3 separate regions of the Homo sapiens genome follow, and regions 2 and 3 are each linked to region 1. Evidence: chromatin loops called from intact Hi-C (ENCODE). Cell type or tissue: ovary. All regions are shown on one strand. Each heading gives the region's core, and the rest is flanking DNA. Links, peaks and the distances in the headings are about the cores only. Region 1 holds the start of NMB (neuromedin B). Region 2 overlaps ALPK3 (alpha kinase 3). Region 3 overlaps SLC28A1 (solute carrier family 28 member 1).

The links. Peaks named below come from ENCODE experiments on the same cell type or tissue, not always from the same donor. Only the 100,000 strongest peaks of a DNase experiment are listed, where the experiment ranks them.
Region 2: a loop joins it to region 1, with 3 times the contacts of the local background. A loop is called at or near these places in 32 of 110 quality-filtered maps.
Region 3: it touches region 1 in a loop (2.5-fold over the local background); 50 of 110 quality-filtered maps call a loop at or near these places.

The regions. Positions count from the first base shown.
Region 1 is chr15:84,656,179-84,666,492 of GRCh38, reverse strand. NMB (neuromedin B) reads left to right here and starts at 8,294. Exons shown (of 3, transcript NM_021077.4): 1 at 8,294-8,497; 2 at 9,145-9,317. The coding sequence starts at 8,341. RefSeq lists a silencer at 8,179-8,338. In ovary, for the core only: a CTCF peak has its summit at 8,064 (motif pointing right); a DNase peak (open chromatin) is centred at 8,122; H3K4me3 peaks cover 1,048 bases; H3K27ac peaks cover 1,712 bases.
Region 2 is chr15:84,818,630-84,828,943 of GRCh38, reverse strand. It overlaps ALPK3 (alpha kinase 3), which reads right to left. Exons shown (of 14, transcript NM_020778.5): 2 at 5,576-5,614; 3 at 1,339-1,460. Among named protein-coding and RNA genes, the nearest start is that of ALPK3, 6.4 kb to the right of the region's middle. RefSeq lists enhancers at 1,483-1,983, 8,771-9,300, 9,301-9,832. In ovary, for the core only: no CTCF peak of the experiment used is centred there; a DNase peak (open chromatin) is centred at 4,537; H3K27ac peaks cover 2,233 bases.
Region 3 is chr15:84,907,671-84,917,984 of GRCh38, reverse strand. SLC28A1 (solute carrier family 28 member 1) reads right to left here. Exons shown (of 19, transcript NM_004213.5): 9 at 9,190-9,267. Among named protein-coding and RNA genes, the nearest start is that of SLC28A1, 28 kb to the right of the region's middle. RefSeq lists an enhancer at 2,468-2,667. In ovary, for the core only: no CTCF peak of the experiment used is centred there; a DNase peak (open chromatin) is centred at 5,524; H3K27ac peaks cover 2,500 bases.

The DNA.
Region 1 (10,314 bases), core at 6,962-9,461:
TCCATGGTTCCATTTAAACAGCATGTACCCTTCCCAGATTTTTAACTGTTAATCCTGCTTCCTTCTTTTTTGTGTGTGTCCTTAGGCTTAGGCTGTTGTGTCTTCTTTCTTGATGGGAGAAGTATTGGCATGTATCATTTTTCTTAAGGAATCACAGGCTTCCTTCTTAGAGACCCAGGGCTTGGAATAGAGAAATTCTCTGTTATCCTGAGTACATTTCTTAGTATTTGCATAAGCCTTTTACCAAGTCTAGCTAACCTCTCAGAACGTGGCATGGAGGCTGATTTCAGAATCTGAGGGCTGGGCCTCTTCTTATGACATTTTCCACTGTTAAACTTCAGAGATGACCCAGCTGGTTCTAGCTAGGTAAATGGATGTCTACCTTCATCAAGCAGCTCTTTCACTCAGGATGGCCTGTTCAGGTTGTTTTGTAGCCAGGTATATCTTCACCACTACTGTCTCTTGCTAGAACAGTAAGTAATACAAGGTAGGCTTTCAGAAGTAAAATAGCAAATATGACCCTTCACACACAACTATGGTGGGTGTGAAGCCACCATAGTTATTGCCATTCAATTAGCAAATAAAACCTCTCTGGATATAGAAAGAATGCTGTGTAACCAAAAAGCATTATCAAAACTAGAATGCGCAGGGCTTACCAAAAAATGGTGAAGATGTTGCCTTCCATGTGTCATTCTAGGTCCTAAGGATTTTTCCAGCTGCACTCTCACCAGACATCACATTCTTGCACCCTGGACGTTGGTCTTACGGTACAGACATTCTGTCTTTGTTTATGCTGGTCACTCTGCCTGGAGTGCCTGGTCACTTCCCTACCTACTGAAAGCTTTCTCATTCATTTAGCAGACATTTATTGAGCATCTGCTCTGTGCCAGATTTTGGGCTAGGCCCTGGGGATACCAAGATGATGGATAAGACTATGTCCCTCCTGGTCAGTACCTTAACAGGGGCAATGGACATTAACAGATTTTTCCACATAGGATCTTAAGTATAATTATATTCTTCCCACAATCACAAAAAAATAAGTAAATAAATAAAAATAAGTGCAATGATAGAGATGCTCAGGGAGCTCCAGAGAGGAGTGTTTCTTACTCCGGATGGAGCTTCTGAGCCCATGTCATGCTTCCTGCTCTGCACTGTCCCGTACTTTGTTCGTGCTCCTCTCGAACATTGCCCTCAGAGTGGTTTGCCTTATGTGTGTCTCTCTCCCCCACCAGAGGGTCGGCTCCTGGAGGGCATTAAGACAGAGTCAGTCTCTGATTCATCCTTTGATATCTGCTAGTCCCTATTGCAGTGCTTTGCATATTTTAAACTTATTTATACTCTCTTGTTCATAAAGATACCTCCAGTACTATGTGATGAAATAGAAAATAATTGAAGAATTCAGGTTGAGAGAAATGTGGGAGGAGAAAAGGATGAAATCAGAGGTGAGGAGGCCGGGCACAGTGGCTCACGCCTGTAATCCCAGCACTTTGGGAGGTTGAGGCAGGCAGAACACTTGAGGTCAGGAGTTCAAGACCATCCTGGGCAACATAGTGAAATGCCGTTTCTACTAAAAATACAAAAATTAGCCAGGCGTAGTAGCCATCACTTGTAATCCCAGCTACTTGGGAGGCTGAGGCAGGAGAATCTTTTGAACCTGGGAGGCGGAAGTTGCAGTGAGCCAAGATCGCACCACTGCACTCCAGTGTGGGCGACAGAGCAAGAGTCCATCTCAAAAAAAAAAAAGAAAAAGAAAGTAAAGAAAGAAATCAGAGGTGAGGTTAGTACCTACAGGACATATCAAAAGATTCTGTTGTCTACTGGAATAGATCCATAGCTTTGGCTCTCAGTCCTTAGCTGCTAATGCAAAGAGGTTCGGAACTAGTCATTTATGTGCTTTATGGAATGGGTATAAAATGAAATTAAAAGAAAAAACTTATAATGTATCTGAAAACCAAGAAATTTCTTAACTGTGCTGCGTGACTTTTTTTTTTTACAATAACCCCTGTACTAATTAGTCTAATGATAGAGCTATTTCAGCGAATGTTCCAGTGTAGGTATAGTTCGGCAACTTTTGCAGAAAAGGTACTTCACAAAAGACCATCTACCCATCTAAACCAGGAATCTTCAACTTTCCTGTAGAACAGCGTTCCTTAATCTTAAAACTCATGGCCTCTTTTGGGAAACAAAAATCTCATACCTCCTCTTCATTCTGAGAAACACCCTTCCACCGCGCCAGTCTATAATATCCAACCTCTTATCCTCATCAGCCAAGAGTATTTGATCTTGCGTTCTCTTAAGTTTGTATTATAGAAACGATAATAACTTCTTTCCCATATACAGTTATTATTATATTGAATATGACTTTCAAACTGTATATTCTATCCTTGTTCTACCAATCTTAGGCATTTCTGAAATTCCACCTACTCTTTTTTTTTTTTTTTGACACGGAGTTTCACTCTTGTCGCCCAGGCTGGAGTGCAATGGAGCAATCTTGGCTTACTGTAACCTCTGTCTCCTGGGTTCGAGTGATTCTCCTGCCTCAGCCTCCCAAGTAGCTGGGAATACAGGCATCTGCCACCACACCCAGCTAGGTTTTTGGTATTTTTAGTAGAGACAGGGTTTCACCATGTTGGCCACGCTGGTCTCAAACTCCTGAGCTCAGGTGATCCACCCGCCTAGGCCTCCCAAAGTGTGAGGATTACAGGTATGGGCCACTGTGCCCAAATTCCACCTACTCTTTTTTTTTTTTTTTTTTTTGTTTGTTTGTGAGACTCCGCACTTTGCCTAGGCTGGAGTGCCATGGAGCAATCTCCACTCACTGCAACCTCCGCTTCCTGGGTTAAAGCAGTTCTCCTGTCTCAGCCTCCCAAGTAGCTGGGATTCAGATGCTCACCACCATGCCCAGCTAATTTTTGTTATTTTTACTAGAGACGGGGTTTCACCATGTTGGCCAGGGTGGTCTTGAACTCCTGACCTCAGGTGATCCGCCCACCTCGGCCTCCCAAAGTGCTGGGATTACAGGCGTGAGCCACTGTGCCCGGCCCCAACCTACTCTTATTAAGAATCATTTCTCTAAAACTGTTACTTTAATTGGCCTGTCTACTTAGATTGGTAAGCTGTATTCCAGATTTAATTCAAGGAGTCTAGTTAGAAGAATTTATACTAGACTTAATGTCAGGCAAGTAAGTAAATTGGCTAGCATCAAGCTTTGATCAAAGCTCTCAGCCTGACAACTTATTTAAGCCAAAATAGAATGCTGTGTAGAATCCTTTTTCTTGGAATTGGTCAAGAGTTGAGGTAGATGGGCTGACATTTTAGTTTATCAATTTTTGATGTAATAGGCATTTTTGCCAGAGCCAGGCACTGTTGTGTCAACACCATGGCTGTTATCCAGGGAACTTTTTCCCCCTCTGAGATGGGCTTCATATTTAAAGCAGGCTTTGCTTTTCCCAGGTCGAGCTAATAATAGTGAGTATTTAGAATATGCCAGGGGCTCTTCTAAGTGCTTTATAGTTTATAACAAACTTTTACCTTCTCTATTTAATGAACCTTCTAAATGACCTTCATTTTATAAAAGAGAGAAACCAGGAGAAGTTCAGGGATTTGTCCAGAGTTTTCTGGTCCATGCATGGCAGAGCCAGATTTCAAGTCTGTTGCTTTTACCATGTCACAATGCTGGATGTCATAACCCAGTCCTTTTACCTTTGTAAAGTCTATTGAAATTATTTTATTTGCAATAAATTCCACAATTGCAAAGCCCTTGGGAATTCTTCTTTAGAGGCTCTAGGTTTTTCTTGTGCAGAATTGCTCAGATTATTAGTCTCTTAGAAATAGTGAGATTCTGTGGCAGATTTCCAAGCATTTAAACCTCTTTGGAGATTAAAGAGTATTCATTCCAGTTACAGAAATGTCCCCTAACATATGTGAATATTACTCCCAAATAATTAAGAATGCTGGGCCTGGGGCTTCTCACTTCCTTAGGTTTTCATAGCTTTCCTGAGTACTGCATCAGTTAGCTGATCAGCAGCCTTTGTTTTTTAGCCACCATTGGAGTCATGATCACGTTCTCATTAGGTGTAGGTATTTTCTTTTTTTCAAATATTGCCTTTAAGAAAACATTTTGTTAGCCGGGCGCAGTGGAAGCTGAGACAGGAGAATTGCTTGAGCCTGAGAGGTAGAGGTTGCAGTGAGCTGAAATCATGCCATTGCACTCCAGCCTGGGCAACAGAGCAAGACCTTGTCTCAAAAAAAAATAAATAAATAAAAATTAAAAAAAAAAACTTTTGTATTTTGGCAATTTTGATTTACTAAAGATTTCCTTCTTGAGGTTACTGTTCTGATTTTATAGGTAATCCCTATGCGTTCCCTCTGAGTTTAAGAAATTGTATCCAATATCCCTGATTTTCCCTTAAAGATTCTGCTGTTTTCCTGGTTCTCTGGTCCCTTCTTCACTCTGAAAGTAAAGAGTAGGGCCTGAGATATCCCAGGATGTTTCTCTTCATCTCCCCAGCCCATACAGTTGGAGATTGTGCTCAAAGATTTGCCAAAATAGAGATTTTACACCAAGCCTGTCCAACCCGCGGCCCTCGGGCCACATGCGGCCCAGTAGGTTTTTTTTTTTTTTTTTTTTTTTTTTTTTTTTTTTTTTTTTGAGACGGAGTTTCTCTCTTTTTGCCCAGGTTGGAGTGCAATGGCACGATCTCGGCTCACTGCAATCTCCGCCTCCTGGGTTCAAGAGATTCTCCTGCCTCAGCCTCCCGAGTAGCTGGGACTACAGGCACCCGCCACCACACCCGGCTAATTTTTTGTATTTTTAGTAGAGACGGGGTTTCACCATGTTAGCCAGGATGGTCTCGGTCTCCTGACCTCGTGATCCATCCGCCTCAGCCTCCCAAAGTGCTGAGATTACAGGCGTGAGCCACCACGTCCGGCCACGGCCCAGTAGCTTTGGATGTAGCCCAACACACATTCGTAAGCTTTCCTAAAGCAGTAAGAGATTATTTTGTGTGTGACTTTTTTTTTTTTTTAAGCTCATCGGCTATCATTAATGTTAGTGTATTTTATGTGTGGCCCAAGACAATTCCTCTTCCAATGTGGCCCAGGGAAGCCAAAAGATTGAACACCCCTGTTTTACACATCCTGTTGTGACAACTCTAGGTTTCCTGTCATTTATTTTCTTTTTCTTTCTTTCTTTCTTTCTTTTTTTTTTTTTTTGTGGCGGAGTTTTGCACTTGTTGCCCAGGCTGGAGTGCAGTAGTGCGATCTTGGCTCACTGCCGCCCTGACCTCCCAGGTTCAAGTGATTCTCCTTCCTCGGCCTCCTGAGTACCTGGGATTACAGGTGCGTTGCCATCACGCCCGGTTAATTTTTGTATTTTTAGTAGAGATGAGGTTTCACCATGTTGGCCAGGTTGGTCTCGAACTCCTGCCTCAGGTGATCCGCCCATCTCAGCCTCCCAAAGTGCTAAGATTATAGGTGCGAGCCCTGGCTCCCGGCTGTAATATCCATTCTTAATCGCTATTTTTGATGAAGCAATTTTTTTATTAAAAAACTTGGTGTACTTTAAATATTTTCCTGGTGTTAGCTATGATAGGATTTGCCATGTATCTTTCACCCTTTTAGTTACCCCATGGGTTGTTTTGTGAACCTGCCTCACATTTTCTGTGCATGTCCTTGAATGTTGTAGAATCCTAGGAGGGTCGAGAGTGGGTTCTGAAGAGCTTCCCCACGTACCTCCATTCAATTCAATGCTAGCCTTTCCCCATGGAGTGGAGGCCTTTGGACTTCTCTTGCCACCAGAGTGGACTTAGGGAACAGGCAGTTGGCATTTGAGGTCCTCATGCTAAACTTAGAGCCTAGCACTCCCTTGAGCAAGCCACCTTCTCCCCTGTGCCTCCCATTTTTTTCCCTAAGGTGAGTGCTCCTAAGTCTGTGGAGGTGCTCCCCTGCTGTTTTCTCCAGGGTCCTCAGAGGCCCCCCCCCTTTTTTTTCTATAGTAGGCTGACAGAGCAAATGGTTCCAAGGGTGCCTGGGGCCAGCCTCAGAGCTGTGGCTGCAGCTGTGAACCCAGGCTGTGTCAGAGGAAGCTTGGCTTAAGTATAAATAACCTTAGCAGAACTCAAGGTCCAGTCACCTGTGGAAGAGAGGTGAAACTCGAAATGCAGTGCCCACTCCCTCTCCCTCCTGAGATACATAAACACAACTTGGTGTTGAAATTTGAGATGGTACAATGGGAGTGGGTGTGGTTTAGGGAGAGTTGTATCTGCCCTGCATAGATTTGGGGGCCTGATGCAGTGGTCCAGACAGACCTGAAATCTGATTCCAGTGGGACTTCTGGGAAAGTGGCTAAACCTCTTAGCCTGTTCCCACCTATAAAAATGAGGAGACAGAAACCTACCAAATAAGATTCCTTCAAGCATTTAAGTGATGCAGCACTCAATCAATACCAGCTTCTGTGTGTTCACGCTAATTTCTATTATCCATGGACTAGAGAAGATAGGATGGGGGTTTGATGGATGCAGAGGAGAGGGAGGGGGGTCACAAAGGAATGATTACCGGAAGGTGATAAGAGCTATATCTGTACACCATGGCTAAGCTGTGACAAGAAAGCAGAGAGGTGTAAATGCCAGGGTGGGAGGTGAGAAGCAAGGAGATTGGGGGGAAAGCCAGGGCCAGAAATGAAACGTCCCTGTCCTGTGTGTCATGCTCCTGGAAGCTGGGCCTCCAGCTGGGTATGACAGCCAGTTTTTCATGTGAGCTTCCCCTTCTAGGATGAGGATCCACAGAGCTAGCAACCTTGCTGAGCTAGATACTAAGCAAGAGTCCTAGAAGCAGGTCCCATTATCAAGCCAGATGGGAGTAGGTTCTGGTACGGCCACTCTGTTCCGTGTTCCAGAGGTATCCAGAGTCCAAGGGGTGGTCTGCACCCCCGCTCCTCCATCACTCTCTCCTTTGTGTACTTGTCTCTCCAATGAGATGGTTAACTCCCTTGGGAGCAAGGAATTATCTGTCGCCCCTCTTCTTGTGTCTAGTGTAGTGCTCTGAACAATGGGTTTCAGTTAATTAAGCAAACATAAATGTATTCTTCTGGAGCACAGTGTTTTCCTCTGCTCATTATATGATACCACTTATCCAGAAGTTCTTTCCAAGAAAGTCCAGACAGCTCCTGGGGAGAACAAAGTGCCAGGTGTGAGAGGGCAGGTCCTACAGAATTGTTGCTTCCGGCCACAGAGTACTTATGCTAAAACATGTAAAAGTATTAAAATTAGGGCAGTGTGGTTATTACCATTTTACAGTTGAAGAAAGTGAGGTTCAGCCGGGTCACAGCTTGTACATGGACTCCTGGGTGCAGTGCAGTCCTGGGTGCAGTGCTCTTTCCACTTTCTTGACCCAGAGGTCTGCTTCCTGCCCATAAGCCAGGCCCTCCAGCTGGATGCCCGTTCCTCAGAAGCGGCCCTTTGTCCCACCCTCCATCATTCTGCATTCCCATTCTGAGCACCTACTGTGTGCCAGAACATTTCCAGACTGTGATGCTGGCTGTGAGAGGGCAGAGAGCAAGGTGAACACGGGTCAGATTCCCCCAAAGGGCGGAGGTGATGGGGATTAGTTTATGGAAGTCCTTTGGTGCCTAGCACTTGGCTGGACACTGTAAAAATGCCTCTGTTAGCCTGGGAAACCTAGCGACATCCAGTCTCTTGGAAAGAAAAAAAAAAAAAGCCAGGCATGAAGGCGTGTGCCTGTGGTCCCAGCTTCTGGGGAGGCTGAGGCTTGAGCCCAGCCCTGGAGGTTGAGTTTGCAGTGAGCCGTGATCGCGCCACCGCACTCCAACCTGCGCGATACTGCCAGATCCTGTCTCAGAAAAAAAAAAAAAAAAAAAAAAAAAAGCCTGTTACCCGGGAGGAGAGCTCCTCGCCCGACCTCTACCCTCATGAAGAGAGGCTCAGAGGGCTGAAGTGCCTATTTGGCCGAAAGCCGTGGCAGAGTGGCAAGGCAGGGCCAGGGGAAGCGGCTCCGCCGCCGGGGCCGGGCCCCTGTTTGGCCGGTGCCCGGTCCTTAGCCTGAAGGTGGCGGGCTTCCGCCAGAAGCCCCTGGCGGAAGCGGTGCCCGCGTGCGGGCCAGAGTGTGGGTGTGCAGGTCTCTGGGCGGCCCAAAGGGGGTGCCCCTGCCTGGTAACCTAGCGGGAGGGTGGGGACGGCGGGGAGGGCGGCGGGCGCGGGGCACGGCTCCGCTGCTCAGGGCAGGCTCCGCCCCCAGGGGCGCGGATTTAAAAGGATCGAAGGCAGCCCCGGAGCCCAGCGGCCGGGAAGCGCGCCCGAACGAAGCCGCGGCCCGGGCACAGCCATGGCCCGGCGGGCGGGGGGCGCTCGGATGTTCGGCAGCCTCCTGCTCTTCGCCCTGCTCGCTGCCGGCGTCGCCCCGCTCAGCTGGGATCTCCCGGAGCCCCGCAGCCGAGCCAGCAAGATCCGAGTGCACTCGCGAGGCAACCTCTGGGCCACCGGTAAGTCTTTGGGGACGGAGCAAGCAAGCGCCCCTCATCCAGTTCAGACCCCATTTCCTTCTCAACCCTCTGGCCGCTCCTCAGCCACGGACACTAGTGTCGGAGCAGGTGGAAAACCCTGGGGCTCATCTAATTTAATAGATATGTACTTGAGACCCGGACAGGTCAGTGACTTGGCTAAGGTCGCGCAGCCAGTTTAAGACAGGGCTGGGCTAGATCCTAAATCCCACTGCCAGCCGGTGCCCCTTACCTTAGGCGAGACTTAACCGAATCTTCTAACCGCTGGTGTGTTTTTGCTGCACCTCCACTTTCCAGGCGCCTCTTCACTCTCCACTTCCTACCCTGCCCTTTTTCGTCCCTTGTCCAAGCAGCCCACACAACTAGCAGAGTTTCTCCCTGGCCCTGGACCATCCCACCTTCCTGCCAGCTGTGCCATCCTCTCTACCTGTTCAGGAAAAGCTGAGGGAGCAGGCTTTGCCACCACCCAGACACCTTTGTGGCTCCTTGGTGAGGTGGAAGCACCAAGAGGAGGAAGGTTAAGTGTCTTCCCGCTACAAGAACGGAAACGTGGGAGAGATGAGGAACTTTTCCTCTGAGGTAGGATCCTGGCTGCTTGACTTCCTTGTGCCTGGACACCTCCTTTCCAGGTCACTTCATGGGCAAGAAGAGTCTGGAGCCTTCCAGCCCATCCCCATTGGGGACAGCTCCCCACACCTCCCTGAGGGACCAGCGACTGCAGCTGAGTCATGATCTGCTCGGAATCCTCCTGCTAAAGAAGGCTCTGGGCGTGAGCCTCAGCCGCCCCGCACCCCAAATCCAGGTGAGCCGGGCCCCTGCTCCAATGTCAGGAGGGCCCAGCTGGGGCCATCCCCGGATCCTGCATGGGAGGAATTACCACCCAGTACTGTATTAGGGTGTGACTGTCTGACTAGGACATTATGGGTGTGGACCCCAGAAAGCCAGGTTTCCAGGCTTTTCCCTCTTGAGGCAGAGCTCAAAGGAGGAACAGTCCAAAGAAAGGAAGCTGACCTTCCCAGTAGACCCCATGGGGCAAGAAGTAGGGAAAGAAGTTCCCCTGACTCATCACCCAGTCTAAAGTAACAGACTGGGATCATCAGCCTTTTGGAGCAGGACCTTTCTCCCCCAGTCTACACAGTCTTGTCCCACCCATGCTGTTCCCTGCTGCATTAGTCAAGTCCACCTTTGCTGTGTCCTGTGTATGCTTGTGGCCGGAATGGGACCCTGAGGCCCAGAGAGGGAAAGAGAAGTCAGCAGCCAAGACAGAGTCTGGACCTTGTTCACCTGGACTGGAGCTCTTCCCATTCTCTCATCTGCCTCAGTATCCAGTGGTAGGGTTTAGCAACTTCAGTACATTTGACGTTCTAGGCTGAATCACTGTTTCTTGTGAGGGCTGACGTGTGCATCATGGGATGTTTGGCAGCATCCCTGGTCTCTACATACTAGATGCCAGTAGCATCTTTCCCCCCCATCAAGTTGTGACAACTGAAAAGACCTCCAGACATCACCAGATGTCTGCTGGGGGAGAGGGCCCCAAATCATTATTGGTTGTCAGTCACTGATCTATGGGATTCAAGACTCCAAAGCTGGAGCCAAGCTAGCCTCAAGGTATAGCCCCGCTGAGTGGCAACTCCTTCATTCCCTGCTCCTGGTGCTGTCCTTACTGCACACCACCCTCCCTGGTCCTGCTGCTGTGTGCAGAAGGCAGTGTGATGTGGTAGAATGTGGGTTTTGACTACAACGTGCTGGGCTCATAACCTAGCTACTTAGTAGCTGTATGACCTTAGAAATGTCCCTTA
Region 2 (10,314 bases), core at 2,980-5,479, 170 kb before region 1:
AAGAACCGGGTTTTTCTAGGAAACTGTAAGTGCCACAGTAACACAGGAGATGCAGGCGGGAAGCAGCATCAGATGCCGGAGAGCAAAAGCAGTGTCTCCCTCACTAGTGCTGCGGACTTTGGCAACGCATCAGCCTCTCTCAGCTTCCTCCTTGGTAAAATTTGACTAAAAATAGCACTTACTTCATAGGGATTTGTAAGAATGCAATGACAATGGAAACAGACAACTTGCGAAATTCACCATACGCCATACAAAGGTATGGGATGCACACCTATGTCGCTCGGAGCAGAGAGTGTTCTCAGTCTGCAGCTCAGAGGGTTGAGTAAGGGTGAGAACTGCCCAAGTGAGAAGCTGTTTACTGGCTGGGGTAATCAAGTCCGCCAGAATTCACAGCTGGAAACCACGAATGACCTTGACTTACAGAAACAACAGGCTCTCCAGAGGGAGCCTGGGCCTGGGATCTAATAGCTGCACAGCTGGGAGGGGTGGGTACCCATTTGTGGGTCCTGCGGGCCCTGAGGCTGGTCAGGTTGGAGTCTCTACTGGGTGATCTGGGGGAGAGGCAATGTCTGGAACCACCCTCCCAGCACTCCCACCCATTATCTTCCCCTTCCAAGGAGTATCACTCTGCTTCCTATTCTGCCAAACGGTTGCTTCAAATTCCATCACGAAGCTCAGTGAAATGCAAGTAACAGTCAGTTTCTAACTCTTATGTGGTACTTACTGTACATAAGGTACTACTCCAAACACTTTGCATGTATTAACTCATTCAGTCTCAAATAACCCTATGAAGTGCATCCTATCATTATCCCCACTTTACAGATGAGGCAGCTGAGAGGTTATATAACGTGCTCAGTAACATCATTGGAAAGGGGATGAGCCAGGACTCCAAGCCAGGCAGTCTGCCTCCAGGGTCTGTAGTCAGAATCACCACATGCAATTCTCCTCTCAGGCTTGAGACTCCCAACCTTCAAATTACTCAACTATAACATGGGGATACTCAGGGAGATGGCCTCAAAGATCTCTTTCCATTGGAGTACTTCTTTTCTTGCAACAAATAAGGCCATTAGTCATGGATGTATCCCTGAGGGTCAGGAACCTTCACTGAGGACAGGTTCTGAAGAAGAGTAGGGTATATATGTGGCTCCAGAATGGGGGAAGCAAGGGGCACCAGCCCACACAGGGATGTTAAACTAGAGAGAAAGCTCAGAAAGTAAATGTCACCTCACGTAGTTTTGTGCACACAGCCCGCCACCCCACCATTCCTGTCCTCACAGCCTCCTTGGACCCTGCTCTGTGCAGAGGCCCTGGCATGGAGCATACAGACAGCATCCTTACCTGTGACGATGCAGGTGAACCTGACGTCGCTGTCCTCGGACACAGACCGGGACTTGAGCGTGGTCTCAAATAGCGGCTGGGTCTCCTCTGTGAGCTGAGCAATGATGGAGCAGAAGGTGCTCCTAAGAGAGGCAAAGAGCTATTCAGAGCTGGCCTTCCCCACAACAAACAGCACAGCCTGGCCTGTCCAAGGCAGCTTCCGTCTTACCATGCCTGCCCATCTTCCTGTGGCCAGAGCTGCAGCACCCCGGCAAGTCTTTCTTCAAGGCAGCTTGTGCCTCTTGGCCAGGCTGGGGCCAGGTATCAAGGGGTTGAATGGAATCCTGGCCCAGACCCATTACAATAGGCAAGCTACTGACCATGGGCCAGGCTCCTGAGCATGCCAGTCTACAAGCCCAGGTGTCCCATCCCATCATTGTTTGAGGGGCCTTACTTCACCCTGCACCTTTCATCTCCAGGGACACTGGTGCATGAGGGAGACACACAGATAAGTAGGTCAAGCCTCAGAGATGGAGCCCCCAGCATAGCAGAGCCTTCATTCATGCCAAGAGGGGAAGGCCAGCCAACCCTCAGTGATTCAAGGGTCCTAAGAGCACAGGAGCCTCTCCTAGAGCTTGGGCTCAGAAAAAAAGCTCCTACATTTGTGAGTGCAGACCCACAATGGACAAAGAATAAGCTGGCCAATGCTAGGGGTCTAGACCCAAGGGGGGACTCTAATTCATAAGGGTATCAGAAAGGAGAGACCCAGCCGAAATGGGGCTGGGAAGCAGCCTTGGAAAGCCAGCTGTGGCTCCCCTGCTCCATCCCTGGATACCACATGCTGAAGTGAAACATGGTTGGCTGCTCCAGGACCAACCAGCAGGAGTGCCAAACCACAAACGGATCCACCCCTGCAAAAGCCAGAACTTTTAGTTCCCTTCTCCAGTCCATCTCCCAGATTTCAGGGGCATCAGTAAGCACTGAGTCCAGTACAAACTCACCAACAATGCTCAGGCTTACAGTCTTCTCCTTCCTGGGCCCAGGAAGCAAACTACCATGCCAAACCCTTTCAAGGGCCAGCAGAGACACAGTGCGTTCCTAGGTGTGAAGCGCCACCTGAAGGCAGGTTGTGTGGTGCACAAGCCGTGCCCGGCCCTCCCTCCCCAGGCACACATCCCATTGTGAGCGGCAGAGAGGACTGTGAGGGGGCAAAGGGAAGAGAAGCAGGAGAAACTGTAGTGAGAAAGACACATCATTCAAAGGTGCCTTTCCCTGTGCCTTAGAGGAAGGGATGGTCACCCAAGGGCAATGTTTGTCTGTCCATGGCCTCTCTGCCAGGGGCTAAGAGAGTCTGTGGAAGCAGAAGCAAACAGGATCTAGAACCCTCCACTTTGTGGGGAGGGATTCCACATTCGATGTATCTTTTCTGTGAATATTATTCTAGACTTGAGTTTGAGGAGAAGGGTTGTACCCCAGAGAATATCTGGAATCAAGTAAGACTTCTGAACTGATGGGGTTCCTGCTGTGGTTTCACCACAGGAATGTAGATACCTGGGCATTCATGGAGTTGACAAGGGCCCTCCCCCACAAAGATCACCCATAAAGGGGATCCCAATCTCACATACCTGAACATTTGAGCTGGGTCTGCAGTTAGACATGTTCTGTAACACTCCCTACAACCTTCCCTTGCCTACAACTCATCTGTGCAATAAGCTTCTTTTCCTTTTCTTCTTAAGCCACTCAGAAATAGAGGGTCCTCAGGGCCTAGGCTATTAACTCCCTGAACACTCAGGAAGTGTTAATATCTGAAAACGTTTCTTGCTGCTATCATACTAACAGCAATTTCTGATTTGGGGAAATATCAAATCTCAATCAACACTTTCCAGAAACCACCAGGCTAAACATAATCCTACTTCCATGAGTCTGCAATTAATTCAAACCATCCCTAATTATGTCCTCCCTGCATAATTTGAATCCTATCTCATCCATGACCTTGAGCCTGGATCCAATATTCAGCTTAAGCTCCTAGGTATGAAGCCGCCTGGACAAGTCTAAGGAAATCATTTCAGCTACTGGATAAGTGAGACAACAGGGAAACTATGTTTTAAGAAAATTTGCAGAGACAAATGCTCATGCTAGATAATGAAAAACAGGCCAGGTGCAGTGGGTCACGCCTGTAATCCCAGCACTTTGGGAGGCTGAGGCTGGCGGATCACGAGGTCAAGAGATCGAGACCAGCCTGGCCAATGTGGTGAAACCCCGTCTCTACTAAAAATACAAAAATTAGCCAGGCGTGGTGGCAGGCGCCTGTAGTCCCAGCTACTCGGGAGGCTGAGGCAGGAGAATCACTTGAACCTGGCAGGCAGAGGTTGCAGTGAGCCGAGATCACGCCACTGCACTCCAGCCTGGTGACAGAGAGAGATGCCTCAAAAAAAAAATAATAATAAAATAAAAACAAGTAGTTATTTTACTTCACCATTCTTTTTGAATGGAAAAGAACATATCTTCTCAAACTTTCCACATTAGGTCCTAAGCTGTATTATAAAAAAATGTTTACATTAGAAAATAAGTAACAGCTGAAAGGGTGGCTAGCTGAAAGCCTTCTCTTTCAGGGAAGTGGGTTTGGGGTACATTTGGAGGCACAGGGAGAGTCACTGTATATACTGTCATGTTCTGCTGAATGTCATACAGCTTCTCGTTGCCACAAGCTTTCTGTCCCCGTCCTCCAAACCATTCGAATGTGGGATGGACTCTGAGTGTGCTGCACCCTATACCCTGGAAAGCCAGGAAGTCCACACATCTGGAAATGGTCTTGTCCAACCCTGACAAGTCCTTCCAACTCCATGACTTCACAAGGATATCACAGACTAATCATATGTCTCTAAAGAACACCAGAATCATTGGTTTTCATGATGTTCAGTGGAACCTAACCTCGCCCTTAGGTAAGGTTTGGTTTGCCCAGGTCGTCTCCTGTCAACGCTTACCACACTCCACTTGGAATTAGTTGTGATATCCTCAGTTCCACCCATGAGCCACACAGAACAAAGTCTCCTCAGTGTTCATCCCCATCAAGGACCATGGACATAGTAGTTGCTAATCATGTCTGTAAACATTAGCTATTTAGAAACCAGTTAGCTATTCTGAAATCTTTTTCTGTGTGAAGAAACTGTAGCTAGCTCTCCCCAAAACTATCAGAGTCTGGGATGAGGCCCAAGTGGTGGGAAGTAGCCAGGAAATGTTCCCATTTTGATTGTAACAGTCAGTTCAGCCAAGGGTAAAGAGCTGTCCTCAGTTCAGGAGGCAAGAAGACAGTCATTCACCCAGCAAACCTGGACCATGAGCCTGCCCAGACCTTGCCCTGACTCTGCAGCAGATTCAGAGAATAAGCTATGCAGGAATACATTAACGTGGTATTCTCTGATCTCACAGAGTTCACAGTCTTCAGGGATGGGGAGGAACCAAAGGAAAGGAAAATTCAGAGAAAGAGGAGGTAAAAGGAGAACTTAAATGACTGCAGAAAAAAATTTTAAAAGGCAGTTACCATGGTTAGAAGAAGATAGACAATAAGGTATCACACCTAGGTATGTGGTTACAAAAAACATGAAAACCTAGAATTGGGGCCAGGCACAGTGGCTTACGCCTGTAATCCCAGCACTTTAGGAAGCCAAGGCAGGAGGATCCCTTGGAGCCAGGAGTTCAAGACCAGGGAACACAGTGAGACTCTGTCTCTACAAGAAAATTTTTAAAAATTAGCCAGGCATCATGGTGCATGCCTGTAGTCCCCGCTACTCAGAAGGCTGAGGCAGGAGGATCCCTTGAGGCCAGGAGTTCAAGGCTACAGGGAGCCATTGCACTCCAGCCTGGGCAACATGACAGAGCAAGACCCTGTCCCTAAGAAATAAAAAACCTAGGATGGGGAAGAGGTGGGTCATGTGACATGACTCATGGCTCTCTGTTCTGTTCCCATGGTGTCTCCTAGGGACACAGAGATGTCATTGCAGGCATCTCAGAGACCCCTGCCCATATTTCTATTCCTGAGATCCTGTGCCCATCTCAAATGGCCCATGCAAGCATCAACTCTGGCCCCCTGTGAGAGCCATGTTCACCTGAGTACCTTCTTGCACTCTCCCCACCCACCCTCCAGCTCTCCCCTCACCCCATGCAGCCTGGTTAGTGCACGAGCAGACACTCAGTGGCCCCTCAATGCCCAGACCCAAGGAAAAAGCAGTCAGAGAAATGTAGTGCAATATGCATTTACCTTCCAGAGCTGGGGTGAGACAACCGGTTGCTTGATAAGCTAAGCAAAAACAGCAAATGGAATCATTAGGCCAAAAAAGCAAGAAGGAAGTAGGCGAAATCAACAGTCGCAAACTATTAATCGGCCACCATCTGGGGCCCAGAAGCCTTTCTATTAAAAGGGACCAGCTGTCTTAGTTGGCCTGCTCCATTTAGCAACTGGCCTGACCACCGGACACCAATGTATCTGAAACCAAGAGCTCATTAAATGCAGCAGAGTCCAGGAAAATGGTTAGGCAGGAAGGAGGCCCTTTGGGGCTGTGCTTTGAGAAAGGTGTGTCCCAGGCATTTGGGTCACTGCCCCCAAGAGGGAGGCTTACAGCTGCCTGGCATGTTTCCCCACCCCACAGCACACCAGCCTGGGGGCAAGCTCCTGCTTCAATTCTTGGCCTTTGGGAGAAAAGAGCCCCATTCCTGGAAATCCCCTGAGAGGCTAGGAGAGACAGGTGGCTTGGAGAACACCCATCATTAATATGTTAAAGTATGGTTAAAGAGGCCACACAAGGCAAACCAGCTGGGAGAGTGAAAAAGAGAAAAACAAGGCAGTTAATTCAGCAGGAGCTGGGAGGCACCCAGCTCCATGGTCCACACAAGGCCCATTCTGCCTGAGGCCCCAATCATCTCTCTTGCCTGGGGCAGCTAGGAAAGGCCACTGTGTAGGGCACTAGGATGAGGACCCACACAGGACCGCCCCTTAGTGGAGTCTAGCCCACTTACTATGAGCCAACTGTTCCCTCTCCCTCCTCCTTTCCTGATACAAAAATCTCCAGTGGGGACCTGGATCCCAGCTCCTTGAGAGATGTCAGAGGTCACCCCATCCACACTCCCTTCGGCTGTCCCTATCATGAGAAGAGCTCTCCCTTCCTTCCCAGCAGCCCAGCCTGTTCAATGGTGCTCACGGTCTATGTCTCTAACCATAAGAAAGCTCTATGAGGATCCCATCTCTTTATAACCACAACACCAAACCCATCCTTTTCCCTAAAACCTGGCTTCACCCCTAACCCCGGGCTCCTGGGTTGGTAGATACCTCCAGCATTCTCCCAAACTCCTAAGCTCAAAACCTGCCATCTTGGACTACTTCTTCTCCAACCCCAAATCCAGTCCGCACAATTCTTGGCCCTTGTTTCTCCCTTCCTCTCTGCTCTTGTTGTTGCACTACAGTCTAGACCCTCATGGCTCCACATTTGATGACCACCTCAGCCCCCTCTCCTTAACCCCTCATATAACCCACTTCTCTAACAAAATGCTGCAGTCCCCCAGTGTAGAGGACGCTGAGTCTCCACTCCTTAACTGGGTTGGTAGGGCCCTCCCTGATCTACTCACACTCCCGCTGCAACCAGATTCCCTCTACTTCCCAATGCTCCGGCGCCACCACAGCCAGGCCTGTCCCTTATCAGCATGAACAGTCCTTCCTGACCCCTGAGCCTTCCCTTTTGTCCTCCCTGTTTGGAAAGTCCTTCCTCCCTCCTACTGCTCAACTAAATCCTGCCCATCCAGCCTTCAAACCTAGTTCTTGTAGCTTCTGTGGCTCCTAGTGCAGTGCTGCACAGACGATGGGTATTTAACTGCTGTTCTATAGAAGGGAGAGAGAGAGAGAGGAAGAAAAAGAAAGAGGAGGAAAGTACAGTGGGGGACCTGGGGGAGGGAGAGAGGTCAGGGGAGAGAAAGGCATTTTTCAAGCAGGAAGGGTGCTGCCCCCGAGAGGGAGCTGCTGCTCCAGAAAAGATGGAAAGGAGCGTGCTAGAGTGCAGCTGCCTCTGCTCAGAGCTTTAAAAATCCTCTGGAGGCCGCGTGGGCAGAACCTCCCATGGTTCCAAGGCACTGGCCAACTCCATCCTTTCCTGACCATAAATTTCATTTGTCCCTCTCTTTCAGGATTGGGAGATTTCTTCTTCTTTGGGTCTGGACTTCTTCCCTGGGAAGGAGAGGGGGAGAGTTAGCTTTCTAATTCAGAGAGGAAAATGACAAGTTCCACCTGCATGTTGGTCAAGAAGTGAGCTGGGACAGAGGACCCCTCCCCCAGCTCTGCTGCTCCTGGACCAACCGCCCTGCCCTCTCTAGGCCTCGCCCTTACATTGTTAGTCAGGTCAGGAGAAACCCTGAACTAATGGAGGCACCTGGTCTTCAGAAGGTGGGAGACCTGCCTGTGCCCTGCTGGCTGGGCCACAGCTAGGCTCAGGGCTGTCACCCAGGCAGGGGAGCTCCCCATTTACTGCCTCTGAGGGGGAGCTGAATGAGAGGCATCAAACATTGGGGCAGAAAAGCTTTAAAGAGTTCTTCGTGCCACCTTCATCTCACAAAATGGGAATTCATACATAAGCAGAATAGAAGAAAAAAAAAGGGTTGGAGGTGGGTTGGAATTCAGGGCCCAGAAAGGAAAGGTCTCCTCATAAAGGAGTGAAGTTAGGACTGAGCACAGTGGCTCATGCCTATAATCCCAACACTTTGTGGGGCTGAGGTAAGAGGATCGCTGGAGCCCAGGAGTTCAAGATCAACCTCGGTGATATAGCAAGACCCCATCTTTATAAAAAATAAATAATTAAAATCTAAACCGGGCATGGTGGCTCATGCCTGTAATCCCAGCACTTTGGGAGGCCGAGGCAGGCAGTTCACCTGAGGTCAGGAGTTCAAGACCAGCCTGGCCAACAGGATGAAATCCCGTCTCTGCTAAAAATACAAAAATTAGCCGGGTGCGGTGGCAGGCGTCTGTAATCTCAGACTACTCGGGAGGTTGAGGCAGGAAGATCACTTGAACCTGGGAGGCGGAGGTTGCAGTGAACAGAGATCACGCCACTGCACTCCAGCCTGGGTGTCAGAGCAAGACTCCATCTCAAAAAAAAAACACACTAAAATAATAAATACATAAAAGAGTGAAGTAGGCTACGGAAAACTAGAACTGACCACGAAAGCTGGGGGCCTCCATCCCTCCTGGCTTTCATCTAGTCTGGGACATAAAAGGCCTTTGGACAGTCCTGGCCTGATACCTCAGGTTCCCTAAAAGCCCTAGACAGCCTGGCTGACCCATGCTGAACAGCAGAGCTTGTTTCAAAGCTGTCTGTAGTAACATCATAGGTTCTGTGACTTCTCTGAGCCCACCTGGACCAGGGCCTCCAAGAATCCAGGGGGCAGGGGTTTCTGGAACTTCTGAGTGTCCCATAAAAGCTAATTAATCATAACTGCTTCAAAAAAAAAATCAAAACTGCTTCTACTCAATTTTGGCCCCTTAACTTCTCTAGCCTACCCACATCTCACTGTTCTATGGGGGTGAGGTCCTAGATGCCGGGTGACCTGGGGGCTGGGCCTACAGTTTGGTGGGACTATCTGCATGTGAGACCTCTGACCCCAGTGGGCATTGGAAATATTCTTGCACCGACATGGACTGGAAACCCTTTCAGAGCTGTGGGACAGAGAGAGGTGCATAGGGAGATAGGTTCTGGGCCATCCACCAAGGCCTCTGGTGTCCATCAGCTCAGCTGTCCATCAGTTCCCAGGGGTAGCCCCTCCTCACAAGGGTCCATGAGAATGATGCCTGGAGAGCTCCATGACACATCTTTGTGAAGGTAGACCCAGAAGATGTTGGAGCCAAGAGTGAGTGGGGACAGAACTTGCCTCTCAGTCAGGACTCTGGCATAGTCAGGGCTCAGCTGGGCTGGAGCCAACATAGCTGGCAAAATTCTCGAGGGACTGTCTTTCTCCCTATCTCTAGGGAGCTCTCCCCACCCCCACAGGCAGTGAGGCTGTTCTGAGGGACAGCAGACAGTACGGTGGCTCCCTCCAACACAGGTCAGGCCTTACTAGAGAAGCAGGAACTGCCTCGCCTCCTCCACTCCCCACTGCAGCCCCAGTCACATTCTCCCCACTTTGGCCAAAGGCTTTTCCAGATGCCTGATAAATCTGGCTGTCCTTGTCTCTCAGAACCTCTAGGGGTCTGTGGCTAGCCAGCAGGAGCAGTAAAAAACTCTGCAGGGGCAAAACACAGCCCAAAGTCCAAAGCTTTCTCCCACTCCTGCTGTCCTGCCCCCTCCAGATACTTGATGAAAGAGACTCCTTTTAAGAACATTCCCATTTAGGTCCAAAGGGACTTAAGCCAGCCACTTCTATCCTGCCTCTAGCTCTCAGGCTGGCACAAGCTTTGTGCTCATGAGGTGTACAATTAACATTTATCTATCATACAACTGCTCAGCCAGGCAGCAGCACTATGTCCATTCTCCAGCCCTTTTCCTAAAAGCCCAGATCCCCTGCCCTCCCCATTCTGCCTGGTTTTCAAGGCACTCTTTCCTCCCTTCCTTCATTGCTGCTGTCTCCAAGAAGGACCCTGGTTCCGCCTCTTCTGTTTGTTCCACTGGTATTGACAAAGGCCAAACACAGGAGGCAAAGCCCAGACAAGTCACTGTGACAAATGTGAGGCTCCCACAAGGGAGTCAGCTTCTCTAAGGACTGGAATAAATGTCCAAATTTCATTCTGGTTTATCTGTAGAGCCAGGAGTAAGAAAAAGGGGTATTCTTTCCTGGCAGCCAGGGGCCTTGTTGAGTCTGACTCAGTCACTAACATCAGTCCTCAGCCCTGCCCCAGACATGTGACACCATTTGACGAGTTTTATGCAGAAACCGGTTCCGGTTACATTTGAACTTTCCCAACTCCAAGGTCAGTAGGACTCAGCCAATTCACGAGGAAGTGCCCAGGACTTTTCCTGAATGTCC
Region 3 (10,314 bases), core at 4,120-6,619, 250 kb before region 1:
ATCTCCTCCCATCACCCCATTTCCTATTATTAGTACCAGGCTTAACACTCCTCTTCCTTCACTCCAAGCTCACCCATTCTCCCTTTAGAATTTCTCTCACACCCATTCCCTCTTTTCCAGGCCCATGGAAAAGGAGGTTGCTTTTCTGCACCCTAGTCTTTCTTTACTGTAGTCTGATGTTTAGTAACAAACTGGCAAAAAATGGAGAGGTCTTTTAGTGGAAGACTAGTTTCATCACCTAGGATACAGACATACCCTAGTGCACTAAAGGTCAGGAAACAAGAATGCAGAAGCTCTCTATGGGCAGCTGTGGACTGATTTCCAAGATATGTTGTTAAATGAAAAAAGAGAAGGTGTACCACAAGAGTGTATGCTATGCTGTTATGTGGGTTTAAGAAGGGGGTGGGGGGTAGCCATGCATGATGGCACATGTCTATAGTCCCAGCTACTCAGGAGGCTGAGGCAAGAGGATTGCTTGAGCCCAGGAGTTCAAGGCCAGGCTGGGCAACATCGTAAGGTCCCCTACCTCTCCAAAAGCATGTGTGTGAGGGGCGTTGTGTGTGATCTTGTATAGGCACAGGAATCATTAGAAGGATGTGCAAGAGGCCAGCAACAGCAGGTGCCTTGGGGAGGGAACTGAGTGCCTTGGGGGCCAGGGATGAAAGGAAGTTTTCTTTTTTACCTTATACCCTTTTGTGTTGGAATGTTTGCTCTATTCTGTGTCCTGTGTTCCCAACAGTTTAAAATAGTCATGTAGAACTGGTAATAGCATGGGAGCAGTCTTATGCTACAATGTTAAATGGGAAAATTGGAATATTAAAATTATAGAAAGAAGCACTCCCAAATAGCCAAAGGATTTGTTTCTATGTGCTGGGGCTATGGAAATGTTGTTTTCTTTTTTCTTTATTTCTGAATTTCTCATCTGTTCCTACCTTTTTTATTTATTTTTTTTTTTTTGAGACAGAATCTCACTCTGTTGCCCAGGCTGGAGTACAGTGGTACGATCTCGGCTCACTACAGCCTCCGCCTCCTGGGTTCAAGTGATTCTCCTGCCTCAGCCTCCCAAGTAGCTGGGATTACAGGCGCTTGCTGCCACACCCAGCTAATTTTTGTATTTTTAGTAGAGACAAGGTTTCACCATGTTGGCCAGGCTGGTCTCGAGCTCCTGACCTCAAGTGATCTGCCCACCCCATTCTCCCAAAGTGCTGAGATTACAGGCGTGAGCCACTGTGCCCAGTTGTTCCTAGAATTTTCAATAATAGGTGGACATTTCTCAAGGGAAGGAGCATAGGCAGGAGAGGTTTGTGGGAAGATCAGTTTGGCTTTGAACTTTGAATTTGAGATGCCTGTGGAATACCAAGTGGGCAGCTGGATAAAAGGGTTAGGGACATCTGGGCCAGGCTTTGGCTTGGGGCTCTTTCATAAGAAGTACAGGTTGGCCCAGCATGGTGGTTCATGCCTGTAATCCCAGCACTTTGGGAGGCCGAGGCAGGAGGATTGCTTGAGCTCAGGAGTTTGAGACCAGCCTAGGAAACAAAGCAAGGCCCCCATCTCTACATAAACAAATTTTTTTTTAACAGCTATGTATGGTGGCACACACATGTGGTTCCAACTGCTCTGGAGGCTGAAGTGGGAGGATTACTGGATTCCAGGAGTTCGAGGCTGCAGTAAGTCATGATCATGCCACTGCACTACAGCCCAGACAACAGAGTAAGACCCCATGTTTGAAAAAAAAAAAAAAAAAGTAATCCCAGCACTTTGGGAGGCCGAGGCAGGTGGATCATTTGAGGTCAGGAGTTCGAGACCAGCCTGGCCAACATGGTGAAACCCCATCTCTACTAAAAATAGAAAAAAATAAGCCAGGGGTAGTGGCGGGTGCCTGTAATCCCAGCTACTCGGAAGGCTGAGGCATGAGAATCGCTTGAACCCGGGAGGCAGAGGTTGCAGTGAGCCGAGATCATCCGACTGCACTCCAGCCTGGGGTGACAGAGTGAGACCCTGTCTAAAATAATAATAATAATAAGAAGAAGAACAACAACAACAACAACAACAACAGGTTGAGGTGGCTGGTGGATGCAATTCACTGCAGAAATAGCCCTGAGTGAGAAGAACAGGAGCTAAGGACAGGGCCCTGTGGTCAGTGTGTCATTAAAGGGTGAGAGGGGAAGGAGGAGCCTGTGAAGGAGACAAAGAAATAGCCAAGGGCTGGAGGACGGCCAGAAGAGAGGCAGGATGGAAACCGAGGGGCAGCTTTTCAAGAAGGGATAGTCACTAGCACTGTGTCAGGGGCATCAGAGAACTCTGGAACGGTAAGGACTGAGCCAGACCCCTGGGACTTAGCAACTTGGAGGCACCCATGATCTAGGTGAGAGCAGTGTCAGAGGAAGCGTGGGGACTGAGGCTGATGTCAGTGAGCCAAGGTGGAAGTGAGACATGAAGAAGGGGAGACCACAAGAATGGACAGCCCTTGCAAGAAGCAGCACTGTGCTCACTGCCGGAGACTGGTGAGGGCCCGGCAAGGGCTGCTTTTATTTTTTAAGGAGGGAGAGTCTTGAGCAACCAAATTTAGGCTCTAGTTCAAAGTGAACTGGGATTACAGAATGGACCCTGAAGAGAATGGAGATTCTGCCCGGGCAGCTGGGAGGCAAGCCCTGCTGAGGCCTTTTCTTTCTCCTGTCCCTTCCCAGACCAATGCTGCAGGTTGTATCTGGACTTGCTCTGCTGTCATCTGTCACCAACTTCCCTGTGGTGGGGAAGTCACCCGACAGAGAACACCAGAACTGTGCCCCGTGACTCCTCCTCCCGCCTGGGGCTAGAAACACCTCCAGCACGGGTAGGATGACATCATCCCACACTCCTGGGACTGAGATGCAGAGAGAGTCACGTACTGTCTAGACTGCTTGTCCAGTGGATCCTGAGAGGGACTGCAGGGCAGCTAGCAGGCCTGCAGGGATGGGCCCACGCCAGGAAGGAGAGTGCCCGGGGCATCAGGACCCCACTGCAGCATTGGGACTTTCTCCTGCCAGCAATCAAAAGATTTTCTATCTGTGAGACGGAGAATGGTAGAAGAGAAGCTATGTTTTGGATTAAGTGGGGCCTGTCTAGGGAGGGGAGGGGAATGAAAGAGAAAAGAGGTGGCCCCAATTTTCTAAGGTAGGATAGAATATTAAATAAGGTCCCTGTGGCCAATATCATCTTACAGCCCAGGAAACACCTCTGGGGCCTGCAGGATGTGAGGTGGCAGAACAGGGCAGCAGCTCGAGGCAGTGCTGCTGTGGAAAGGGGAGGCAAGTGCCATTAAATTCCACTGTGTGCCAACCACGAGGGCTTGTCCTGGGCCAGGTCCCTAATATGTGGGGACTCATGAATCCTCATAGCATCTGTGGTGGATGTAACTGTCGCCACTTCACAAATGGGCACACGGAGGCTGTGAGATCTTGGCTACCCACCCGAGGTCACACACCTGCAAAGAGGCAGATGCATTTCCCAGCCACCATGCAGATTGCCAAGGTCCTGCCATGCCCCTTGGGAGGTTTGCCCTGGGAACAGTCCTGGAGGCTTGTTTCTCTGCCTTCAGGGGCAGCATGCATCCCTGCTGGAAACTGAATGTCTGTGTCCCCCTAAATTCATATATTGAAACCAAATTCCCTAGGTGATGGTATTAGGAGGTGGAGCCTTTGGGGGTGATTAGGTTATGAGGGTGGAGCCCTCATGAATGGGATTAGTGCCGTTGTAAAAGAGGCACAGTGGCTCACGCCTGTAATCCCAGCATTTTGGGAGGCTGAGGCCAGAGGATCCCTTGAGTTCAGGAGTTCAAGACCAGCCTCGGCAATATAGTGAGACCCTGTATCTACCAAAATTCAAAAAAATTAGCTGGGCATGGTGGCATGTGCCTGCAGTCCCAGCTATTCTGGAGGCTGAGGCAGGAGGATCACTTGAGCCAAGGAGATGGAGGCTGCAGTGAGCAGTGATCACACTACTGCACTCCAGCCTGGGCAACAGAGTGAGATCCTGTCTCAAAAAAATAAAAATAAAAAATAAAAGAGGCTCCAGAGAGCTCCCTCACCTCTTTTACCATGTGAGGACACAGACGACCAAGTAGGCAGAGAGCAAAGTGGGCCTCAACAGAATTCAACCTTGCAGGGACACTGATCTCAGACTTCCAGCCTCTAGAAGTGTGAGAAATAAATTTCTGTTGCTTGTAACCACCCAGTTTATGGCCTCCTGGATGGACTAAGGCAGTCCCCTTCAAGGAAGAGCCAAGTAAGTCCTGACCACTGCCTTGTAGAAATGGCTTTGGAGGCTGGTCCTGCTAGTACCATAACTCAAGGAAGAAGGAAATTCTAGCTCTTCTAGGCCAGTGGTTCTCAGCACGTGGACCAGCAGCATCCTTTGAGAATTTGCTAAAAATATTTTGGATTTAATAGGTCTACAGTGGGGCCTGATGTTTGGCCTTTCCAGATGCTGCTGGTGCAGCTGACCTGGACACCACACTCTGACAACCACAGCCCTGGAGACTAGATTAGACGCTCTGAGCAAACTTCATCACCTGGGCCAAGAAACAGGCTTTGAAGGCCAGATAAACCCCACTAAGGACATGGCCTGCCCCCTCCTCTCCCTGGAGGAAGCTGAGCCAGGGCTCCTGCTGACTTTCTAAGGCTGTCTGGGCAAACCCTCATGTCTCCAGACCCCAAGGCTTGAGCACTGTCGACAGTGCCCTGTCACCAGCCCCAGGCCACAGTGAGCCACTAAAACCCAAAGCTGGAAGATGCTCGGGGCAGCAGCTGTGGTGCACACTGTACCAGTACCACCGCCAGAAAGTGGAAGGGACTCATCTCCAAGTCCAGAGTAGCTGCATTTCTGGCTGTAACCTAGCTACGCCTCCTGATTTCCTGTTTGTGCCATCCCTTTGCCCAGAATGGCCTCAGCATTTTGCCCCTCATTCCCATTTCTGCCTGGATCCTGGGTTTTCAACAAGATGCCTCCTGCCTCGGCTGTCCCATCTCCCTTCTTTCAGCCATCCCACCCCAGGCTTCATTTACTTCCCATTCCCTTCACCGAAAACCATGCTCACTAAGGTTACCAGTTACCCCTTAACTACCAAATCCAATGATACCTTTTGGTCCTTATTTGATCTGTGTGTGTGTGTGTGTGTGTGTGTGTGTGTGTGTGTGTGTGCGCGCGCGCAAAATTTGGCACTGTTGACCACTGGGGACTGCAGAGTCTATATCAGACATCCCGAAACTCTCAGGAGATGAAGACATTTTCCTTGACCCTAGGGGTTCCTCCAGAGAAAATCTGAGCAGCACTGCTAAGCTTAGCAGTGGGTGCTTGTTCCAGAGGCTAGAACAATAGTGAAAGAATGAGAGTCTGCTCCCGGGTCAGCCAGACCCAGGGGAGTATGATCATGCGGGTGGAAAGTTACTAGAAGGGAGACAGAGCCAAGGTGGAATGACTAATCCAGCTGATACAGCCAAGGGGTGACTGCCACGTCCACTGTGCTGGACTCCAGGTCCAGGGCAAGCTGAGGGCTGAAGAAGCCCTAGGGAGAGACTTTACTTCCCCCCAGAAGAGAGCAGCTGGACCATGGCCCAGCAGGAAGCAGCTTGGATTCTGAAAATCTGAGTGAGCTCAGAGAAGACTTCCCCAGACTGAAACTGGCCAAAGGCCTTGGACTAGGTCTGTATGATTCATAGAAAGAATAGAGAGAACTTCCTGAGTCTTCTGTTCAGCTCAGCATTCAACAAAACCACCCCTACCTTGAGGGCAAATCCCAATAATATGTGTGTGATATAGGGGAGAGGGGGAGGCTGAATAAAATGTTGTGATTAGTGAGAAAGAGAATTCTGTGGCCACAGAGCATTTATCCTAGTCCTCCTTCCTCTTTCCTGGCATTGCTATGGATGGTGCATCAGCCAATACACGGTCCAGGAATTTGTCCAGAGGACAGGGCCTACCAGGGGCCAGGAAACTGCTGGTGTTTCGCTGGGAAATGCTGAGGCTGGTTAATGATAAACCCACCTCACTATCATTTTTGTCTTAACCGAACATTCAACTTCAAAGTTTTTTGCCACCACTGATACATTTTTATTTTCTTCTTCTTCTTCTTTTTTTTTTTTTTTTTTTGAGATGGAGTCTCACTCTGTTGCCTGGCCTGGAGTGCAGTGGTGCAGTCTCCGCTCACTGCAACCTCCGTCTCCCAGGTTCAAGTCATTCTCCTGCCTCAGCCTCCTGGGTAGCTGGAATTACAAGCGCCCGCCACCATGCCTGGCTAATTTTTGTATTTTTAGTAGAGATGGGGTTTCATATTGGCCAGGCTGGTCTCGAACTCCTGAACTCAAGCGATCGAACCACTTCAGCCTCCCAAAGTACTGGGATTACAGGCGTGAGCCACCACGCCCAGCCTAATGGATACATTTTTAAATGATCATTTTTGTTATTCAGAGTGCTTTTTGTATTTGGAGGAGAGACATGAGGCCGTTGATTTCTGCTGATAGTATGAGGAAGAATACATCCCTTAACCAGAAGTCCAGTGGAGGGGTTCTAGCTCTGGCTCTGCGCCAACTCACTGTGCCATTGCGGCCAACACACTGCTCCTGTCTGGAGCTTGGCTGGACCATCAGTAATACAAAAGGGAGGCCGCAACACCACTGAGCTCCCTCCTGGTACCAATGGTCAAGGAATCCATGATTCTAAAGGGTGATTCAGGGAGAGATGCAAGCAGCAGGTGTGTACACATCCTTCCAGAGAGGGAGGCAGGCTGGGAGGAGACATAGCTAATGTGGCCAGGGGGCAGACACAGAGGCAAGCCCAGCAATGACGCAGGAGAGACGCGGGCCAGTGGTGGGCGGGGGAAGGCGCTCTGGCGGACAGCAGCTGCGTGGCCCGCCGGGCACCTCTTCCCCTGCTTTTTGGCTAACGAGGCTTTAATTTCCCTTTGGGAAACAGCTTACCTGCCTATCCACTGAACTCTGCCCTGCACTGTGGACACGCCAGCACATTCTCACCTCCATGCTTTGCCCATGCCATTTCCTCTTCCTGCCTAGCTCAGTCTGTCCAAATCTCTTCTGTCCTAAACTCCATGTCAAATGCTGCCTCCTCAAGGAGTCTCCCTCACGGTCTCTTATTAGAAGAATCTCTCCTTATACGCACTCCTCAGGCCCCTCCGTTACTGCACTTGAACGCAGCTGCCTGGGGAGGTTGAACTGCAGAGTGTCGGGTGTGTGTGTTTTTGTTTTGTTTTGTTTTGTTTTGTTGAGATGCAGTTTCGCTCTTGTTGCCCAGGCTGGAGTGCAATGGCATGATCTCAGCTCACTGCAACCTCTGCCTCCTGGGTTCAAGCGATTCTCCTGCCTCAGCCTCCCAAGTAGCTGGGATTACAGGCATGCACCACCACACTTGGCTAATTTTGTATTTTTAGTAGAGATGGGGTTTCTCCATGTTGGTCAGGCTGGTCTCAAACTCCCAACCTCAAGTGATCCGCCTGCCTCAGCCTCCCAAAGTGCTAGGATTACAGGCATGAGCCACCGCGCCCAGCTGAGTGTGTGTGTTTTAAAGTGTAAGAAGCTGCGGGAGCCTCCCTGCCTGGGTGGACGCCAGAGGTCACCCTGAAGCAGACCTTACTTGTCTTTTCTGAAACTTCGGGTACCCCCGCATTGGTTATGCAAAGGTAAGGGAGCAGCTGCTCGTTACCCTAAAGGAATATGGTATTAGGGGCCTTTGCGGGGCTGACATAGGCTCCCCCTCCCAATATTCTCCCTATGCAGAACTGGTCTCAGAAAACATGATGGGCAAATTTGCCCAGGGGGCAAGAAGACTTCAGAGAAGATAGGAACCTGGGCCCCTCCCTTTCCTCCTAGGGCTGACGATGTTAGACTGGACATTCCCTAGGAGTCTGCTGGCACAAGAGATGCTAAGGCTCCAAGGGGAGCTCACCAGAGGTCAGGGTCAGGGTCAGGGGTAGGCAGGAGGGTCTGAACTCATGATCTGGCTCAACGCCAGCCCAGAAGTCCATAGCTAAGTCCATGGCTTGGGCCAAAAGTCTCCTGGGTCCAAGACCCCCAGCAGGGTGGGGAGACTCTGGGAACAGTGGCCAGCATAATGAAAAACAGAAGAAACCTCTGGAACCTGCACATGGGGTCTTGCATAGCAGCTCCATGGTGATGGCGGTCCCGGATGTACCAGAGTGGGCAGCCCTGATTTCCCTCTCAGTGCCACGCATCAGTGGCAGAAAACTGGGGCCAACTACTGGGTGAGTGGGGCCCAGGTCTCTCTCTTCTGCCTGGCAAGGGAGCTTAAGCCTAGAGCAAGCTGGTCTTAGACAGTTGGAGTGTAAGACAGGCAGAGGAGGGCTACACTAGAGTTCTTACTAAACAAGCCATTTCGGTGCTTAAACAATGAACTAGGGAAAAAAGAATACAACCACAGCTCCACCCAGAACAGTGAAGCAGTCCCACCAGTAGCATCCTCATCCTCCGCACAGGCTGACCTGTTTTTAAATTAGGGTTGGGGCTCCACCATTAGACAATAAGGTCTTTGAAACAGAACAGTGCCTTTATCTCCATTTCCCCTATAATATTTTGCAGTGCAGTAAATGTACAATAGATTTTTGTTGGAAGAAAGAAAGGAAGGATGGATGGAGGCTGGGAGGGAGGGAAAGTGGGATCGTAGGTTGAGGAGGTCACAAAGGAGGGAGCTATTGCAGCGGGACTAGTAAGGGCTGGCTTCCTGGCAGAGGTGGCCTGTGAGGGGCCCTGAAGGAGGAGCGCCTGAGAGGATCATTTGAGCCTAAGCCTTCCTGGAAACTGCTCTTTCTGGGCCCAGAGTCTCTGCAGCACATCAGGGACTAAGGTCTCAGCAGGAGCTGTCCCCATGACCCCTACCCCCACTTCTTGTCCTCAGCTACTCAGTAATTCTATAATTTGGAGGTTCATCTCTAAAAAAAAAAACATACAGAAATATCTTACTTTTGCAAATTTTACAAAATATAGCAAAAACATCTCATGAGGTGAACATTGCTGGGCTCCTCCCGGGCCCCAGGCTTAAGGTTCACTAACTTCCCAGTACGGCGACCTCTGCCCACAGGACTCCTCCCCTCCACCTGGGCCCCCACCATGCCCAGACTCCCCTCTAGCTGGAGTCGCTGGGCGGTGGCTGCTAAAGGCCTCTGGGACCCTGAGTCAAGCTGACCTGAAAGGCAAAGACATCCTTGACCAGCGCCTCCCCAAACACGAAGCTGGAGCCAGCCTTCGTGTAGCTCAGGAAGATCTGAAAGAAAAAAGCAAAACAAACAAAAACAGGCAGTGAGGCTGGGAAGGGAGGAGGGAGGAAGCAGCGGCCAGAGACAGGCGGGTTGGCCCAGGGACGTAGTCCCCCCAGGCCCTTATCCGGGGGGGGGCACCACCTGGCAAGGTGCGTTAAAGCTGCTGTCACGGGCACTCACTCCTAAGCATATTTGCCAAAGAGACACCTTTTTGGTCAATTTTAAAGATATGCTCTGCAGGCTGGGTGCAGTGGCTCACACCTGTAATCTCAGCACTTTGGGAGGCTGAGGCAGGCGGATCACCTGAGGTCAGGAGTTCGAAACCAGCTTGGCAAACATGGTGAAACCCCATATCTGCTAAAAATACAAAAATTACCTGAGCATGGTGGTGGGCACCTGTAATCCCAGCTACTTGGGAGGCTGAGGCAGGAGAATCGCTTGAACCCGGGAGGCAGAGGTTGCAGTGAGCCAAGATTGCGCCACTGCACTGCAGCCTGGGCAACAGAGCGAGACTCTGTCTCAAAAAAAAAAAAAAAAAAAAAAAGAAATGCTCTGGGAGTTATTAGGACAATAAAGAAGAGATAACAGAAGAAGTAACCATGAGACATGTGAAGAAGGCAGTGCCTCTTGTGCCGCTCAGGCCCCTGACAACCAACGGCAAAGTCTCCCCTCATCTTGTCCCCATCCCGGGCTTGTGGCCTTGGAGTCTGAGCCCAGCCATGCTTCTACAGGAGACCTGTGTTATATCCTGAACTTGCAATGTGACTGCAGGGGCAGCAAGTCATTTCTCTTGTTCAGGCCTCAGTGTTCCCATCTATAAAATGGGGACATGACCAGAAAAGAAACTCTCTGTCTTTTCCTCCACACCCTGTACAGTTACTGTCAGTGAGGCCAGCAGGTGTGCACATTCCTGGACCGGCAGGGTTCTCATGCTCCACCCTGCACAGAGCACAGGGAACTGCAAGCTGGTGAGAGGGAGGTGAGTAGATTAACATATTTAACCTATGTCCTTGATGATTTATATTTTTTAAAGTGGTAAAAATACAAAAATT